Linked DNA regions of Homo sapiens: region 2 is linked to region 1. Evidence: chromatin loops called from intact Hi-C (ENCODE). Cell type or tissue: heart left ventricle. All regions are shown on one strand. Links, peaks and the distances in the headings refer to the core of each region. The heading gives the core; the rest is flanking DNA.

Region 1 (2,902 bases), core at 230-2,729:
CCCCAGAAGGCACTTGGCATCTCTCAGATAAGCAAAAGAGGGGGAGGCTGGAGAGGCTTCAGAATATAGTATCGATGGGTATAAAAGTAAGCAGTCCTTGTCATGGTTCATGTCACTTTGCCTGACTGCACTTCAGCTGGCCTTAGATTCCCCAGTCGAGAGCCCAGCCAGGTGCTAGAAAATACCAGAAATGACCCGGGAAAGGGTAAAATGGAAATCTCAAGCCTACATACCAAAGCGAATGCACTTGACTCAGCAGGTCCCTAGAGTAATCATGCAACACCTCTTTATTCTTATTTTATACACAAGTCTAATAAGCTTGAGTATCTGTTTCCAAGCCCGTAGCAAATTAAAAAGAACAAATTAAGTGGCAGCAGGAGAGCTGCATCAGACAGGATCAGTGACAACAGTGAGAAGTGACAGGTGCCAGACACCCTGACGGTAGGCGGGGAGACAGAAAGCTATAAAAAGTAACTTGGGGCACTCACCTAACATGAGGAAGCCACCCTAGCGAGGCACAGGGGCTCCATTGTAAAGGTGGAGAAAGAGCTTTAAGATACTCAAGTCCAAGTTCTAAATGCCTTGGAGAACATCTCTTTGCCTTTTCCTGTTATTAATTAGTCCAACATACACACAGGGGAGAGGGGCAGTGTGCTGCTGCAGGCTGCCACTATGGGAGGGGCAGCTGGCTAATCATCTTATTGCAGGAAATACCCCCTGCCAAAAACACAGCTCCCCTCTCAAAGCCTGCTTTCTCACCTTGTAGCACTGGCCACTGCCATCACAGGGTATGCAGAGCAAAGGACAGGCTGCTCCCGAGCCGCTCAGTCCATCGGATCAATCAGGTTTAACAAGGAGGCATCCGAGGATCAGGAGAAACACCTCCTACATTATTACCACAGCACCATCACTTTGCATGAGACAGGTCTGGCTGGGAACGCCACCTCCAGCATGGACAGAAACTGCGTGTCCTTGACCCAGTTGTTTCATTTCTTGTGCTGAGCACGCCCACCCATTGACCCCCAATCCAGAGAGCTAGTGTTGAAGAGCTCATTAACAAAACACAAAACACTCAGCTGACGCACCGCCACCATGCAAATGCGTAATAACTGGATCTCTCTTCCCCCACAGCTAACCTCAAGCATCTCTTCTTGGCCAGCTGCATTGCCTTGGCTCTCTGTGTGGTTCAGAGCCAGAGAGGGCAGGCTGGGCAGCCACTTCCATGCCAACATCCCAGGAGGCAGTGCTTGGAGCAGGAAGATGAGAGAAGATGATCTCTCCCACTACACAGAGCCCAGGTCCCGGCCCCAGACTCAGAGGCCCTGACGCCTGCTATGCCTGGTCCACAAAAGCAGCAGGGAAGGGCATGGATGCTGGCAATGCACTGCCCCCTCAGGAGCCAGCACTCAATCATGTTCTCTCTAAAGAATGCCAGTGTCCCATTTTCATCCAAATGTGAAAGTTGAAAAAGAGAAGTCAGGCAAGGGAGAGAGGCTTTTAAGATTTCCCCTACTCAGGGGAGGAGCTGGCAGCGTGAGCCTAAAACCAGGCAGGCAGGTAACGGGAGGGGGCCCTAATTGCTGCTAAAGATCACGGGGTAACCCTGATGACACCTGAAAGTCTTCCGTGGATCCTCAGGCACAAAACATAAATCATCTCCCTCTCACTTCTTACTGATCGCGTTTGCTTGCTGTGTCAGCTGAATTCCCAAATTGGCCTGGGTTTAAATTGGGACTTTTTTTTCCCTTCCTGGCCTGGCTTTTCCTCCACTCTCTCTCTCCAACCTCCTCCCACCCCATGGGAAGTGATGACAGAGGAATCTGCCTGCGGACTCCAAAATGCAGGTTTGTGGCTTCACTTTGTGGGGTGGGAGGGAAGAGGCAGAGAGCAGGGAAGAGGGCATTTGGGGGCTTACTTCGGGGACAGGACCTGAGGGATCAGGAGGGAGAAAGTGGCCATCTGGACCCACTTGCCGACTTTTGGTGTCCTGTCCTCCTTCCAAGTAAACCCCTTCTCAGTCCCCAGGGCAGCCAGGAGAGTCTGCAACAGACATGCTCCATTCAGTAGGGGCGGGACTCAGGAAGTGCAACAGGGAAGGTCAGAGCCGGATAACGGGTCTGTAGTTGGCCCTGCTGTTCTGGGGAGCAGATATTCACCTGGGCTCTGTGGTGGGCCAGGAGACAAGGCTTTCTTTCTTTCACTTCTTTTGTTTCCACGGGTCCCCAAGCACCTCCATAACACAGGATGGGTCAGAGCCCATTGAGGAATTAACCCAGAGGCCTTGACCCTAAATAGCTCCATGAGAAGGCTGAACCTTACTAACCCTCCAGGAGGCTGATGTGAGGCTACACACAATGCCACCAGCTCTGATGGGCCCGCCCAACACAACTCCAGGAAATGTCCCAAGAAAGCTTTCCAAAGACCCCTTTTCCTAGACTATGGGGGACTCCCCCCAGTGACTTCATCACTCAAACCACAACCAAAACGATATGCAGCCCCCTTAGCCTTTGTGAGGCAGAGGAGAAGGCTGGTGCGCAGCCTCCACCACTGTCACCAACCAGCCCTCACAGGCCCAGAGCCAGGGGGCAGTGGGCAGGTGGCCTCCCACTGGGTGGCAGAACAGGATGGCCACACAACCAACACGGCTTGCTGGTGTCACAGTGTCCCTGTTACATGGACCTGGCAGTGCACCAGGTGACATGGAGGCCACACACTACAGGGTAGTGATTAAGAATGGACTCCCAAGTAAGACTGCTTGATTGGCATCCTAATGAGCAATATGATCATGTTATTTAACTTTCCCATGTTTTGTCCCCTGTTAAAGGGGGTGATAGTAACAGCGCCACCTCATAGGGGTATAGAGATTGAGATAATTCATGTAAAGTTCTTAGAACAGTGCCAA
Region 2 (2,902 bases), core at 263-2,762, 77 kb after region 1:
CCCATCTCTATAAAAAATGTTAAAAATTAGTGGAGCATGGTGACACATACCTGTAGTCCCAGGTACTTCGGCGACTGAGACAGGTGGATCGCTAGAACCCAGAAGTTTGAGGCTGTCATGAGTTAGGATAGCACCACTTCACTTTGGCCTGGGTGACAGAGCAAGACCCTATCTCTTTGGGAAAAAAAAAAAAAAATTCCCAAAAGGAAAACTGGGACTAGGTGAGGCACTGGGAGTGTCAGAGGGCAGCCCCAAGGAAGGGAGAGCCTGTGAGGTGGGGTAAAACCCCAAACCAACACCCATTTCTCACAGATGCAACCCTTGGAGAGCCTTTCCTAAAAGGACTCAAAAGGGAAACCCAGGAAGCCAACAAAATAGAGCTGGGTCCCCATGCAGCTGTGCCATAACACAGGGCAAGGGGAATACGGCCTTCCACCCGCACCTTAGTGAGCCCGGGACCCCACAATGAGCAAGGGAGAGAATGCCGCCCGGCAGTGGGTGTCCAGGAGTGGTTTTGGGGGGAAGAGGATTGCTCTTTGTAGATTCTTTGCATTCTTTTATTAACCATTTTTTTGGGATAGGGTCTCACTCTGTTGCCCAGGCTGGGGTGCAATGGCACGATCTCGGCTCACTGCAACCTCTGCCTCCTGGGTTCAAGCGATTCTCCTGCCTCAGCCTCTGGAGTAGCTGGGACTACAGGCATGTACCATCATTCCCAGCTAATTTTGTTTATTTTTATATTTTAGTAGAGACAGGGTTTTGCCATGTTGCCCAGGCTGGTCTGAAATCCCTGGCCTCAAGTGATCCACCCTCCTCGGCCTCCCAAAGTACTGAGATTACAGGCATGAGCCACTGCGCCTGGCCTCTTTGCATTTTTTTAAAAAGAGGTTTGACTATATAAAGAACTATGTACACTTCTGAAGTAGTCTCCCTAACCTCCCATTCAATCATACTATTACCCCAAGTCCCCATATCTATAAAGAAATAGCAAAGCCAACACGGCCTCAGGCCTTCCTAACTCCACATCATCCTGAGCAAATTAATTGGTCAAGATAACATTTGTGAGCACACCTTCACTAAGTTAAAAGTACAATACTACAGAGCGACAGGAAGGAAAAGGTAAGAATGGAGGGGGTGAAAGTGAGGAAAGTAGGCAAAGGATTGTGAGAAGAGCCGAGAAGCTCAGGTTTGGGGGATAGACACTCAGAAGGAAAAAGAAGGTTGGATGTGCTGGTGGTGACAAGTGCTCCAGGTGACTGGGAGTCACAAGGAGACTGGCTAATTAGGCCCTCCATTCCAGAGCACTTGCAAAGCAATAATGACCCGTGATTAGGAAGAAGCTGTCATCCTCCAAATGGGTCAAGACAGGGACCGTGGATAACCCGTCACAGGAAAAATCACCCAGAACCACAGCACACAGTCCCACAGGCTCTAGGAGGGACAATTCCGGTGAGAAACCAAGACAAAGATGGGCCCAGTCTGTCACAGGAAAAATCACCCAGAACCACAGCACACAGTCCCACAGGCTCTAGGAGGGACAATTCCGGTGAGAAACCAAGACAAAGATGGGCCCAGTCTGTCCCAGGCAGCAGGCCAGGGGTAAGTGGAAAAGCACAGCTCGGCTGCCTCCTGGAAAACCTCCTCCCCTCCCTGTGGCCACCTCCCACTCGGCCACGGGATCCAAGCTCCAGCATAATTGCTCTCAGAAGGAAATTGCCCGTGGAGGCAGGTTGGTGATGTGAGAGCAGCCATGGAGGCAGGAGTCCCGTCGTTTCTAAGGTGGGAGCCTCTTCCTTGGTATTTAAATTTAGCCAGGGCCCTTGAGGACTCGAAATGTGAAGGCCGAGGCAGCCAGCTGAGGCTGAATGGCTGAGCCAGGGACCTGAGTCCTCAGCATGTCAGGTCCACTTCCATGCAAGCAAAGCTACAGGCAAGGGGCTGCAGAAGGGTGGATGAGACAAGTCCAGTTTTGTTTTTCTTGGTGACAAGGGTGAGAGGATTAGAACTGCTTTAGGAAGCTGAATCTGCCATCTAGGATCCATCCAAACTGATTTTCCTGTCCCTAAAGTGCTCCCCTCTTTAATCCATCCCAGGAAGATGGATTAAAGAGGGGAAAATCAGTTTCAACCGCCCTAGCATGGACATCAGGGCCTGAGACAGGGCAGAGACAGAACAGAGGGAATGAAAGGAGGGTTCTGAGCAACAGGCTCCAGGGTAGGTACCAGAGGTCCAGCCACCACCTCCTCCCTCCATCAGGGAGGTGACCTACCCTACAGCCCAGGAGCCAGGCCTTAGGTAGAGTCTGTGATATTACTCGATACGGGTCCCAGGACAACCTCGGATTAGACCGTGTGACCTCTGGGGAGTTACCCAACCCCTTTTCTCCTGGGTAAAATGGAAGGTGTAACATTTACCCCACCCCCAAAAAAAAACATTGAGGATTACATGTGACAATCAATGTAAGTAACATGTGAAAACATCTAGAACAATCCTGGTGCCTACACGGTGTTCAAAGCTCAGTAGTTCCCTCTGCACCACCTCTTTTCTGCCAGCCCCAAACACTAAGGAAACGACCCCTTCCTAAGATGCTGGGTGCCTCCCCACAGAGGCCAAAGGCAGAAGATATGGATTCTCCATGGCCACACAGAGTTCTCGGCAGCTACTGATTCAAAATCTAAGCATCTCTTGTCCATCATCGAGCACTGCCCTCTCTCCAGATGAACGGAGCACCTGGGACTGCCTGCTGAGCCCCCAGGCCTCCTTGTTGAGGAAGTTTCCTCACCCCTGGTCCTGTGGGTGTGGCGACTGCTTCACAGCCTCCTGTTTATCCTCTGGATTCTCTACTGTGTTTGCACAATCAAAGCCACAAGCCAAAAGACAGGATTCAGTGCCTGGGCCACTG

Evidence for each region. Hi-C counts contacts between places; a loop is a spot of excess contacts. Peaks named below come from ENCODE experiments on the same cell type or tissue, not always from the same donor. Only the 100,000 strongest peaks of a DNase experiment are listed, where the experiment ranks them.
Region 2: a loop joins it to region 1, with 1.9 times the contacts of the local background. A loop is called at or near these places in 12 of 110 quality-filtered maps.

What each region holds. Positions count from the first base shown.
Region 1 is chr7:132,401,876-132,404,777 of GRCh38, forward strand. All of the region lies in intron 3 of PLXNA4 (plexin A4), which reads right to left. It overlaps LOC105375511 (a long non-coding RNA gene), which reads left to right and starts at 1,771. Exons shown (of 4, transcript XR_927983.3): 1 at 1,771-1,844. In heart left ventricle, for the core only: no CTCF peak of the experiment used is centred there; DNase peaks (open chromatin) are centred at 977 and 1,226; H3K27ac peaks cover 1,461 bases.
Region 2 is chr7:132,479,094-132,481,995 of GRCh38, forward strand. The region is part of intron 3 of PLXNA4 (plexin A4); the gene reads right to left. Among named protein-coding and RNA genes, the nearest start is that of PLXNA4, 96 kb to the right of the region's middle. In heart left ventricle, for the core only: no CTCF peak of the experiment used is centred there; a DNase peak (open chromatin) is centred at 1,648; H3K27ac peaks cover 698 bases.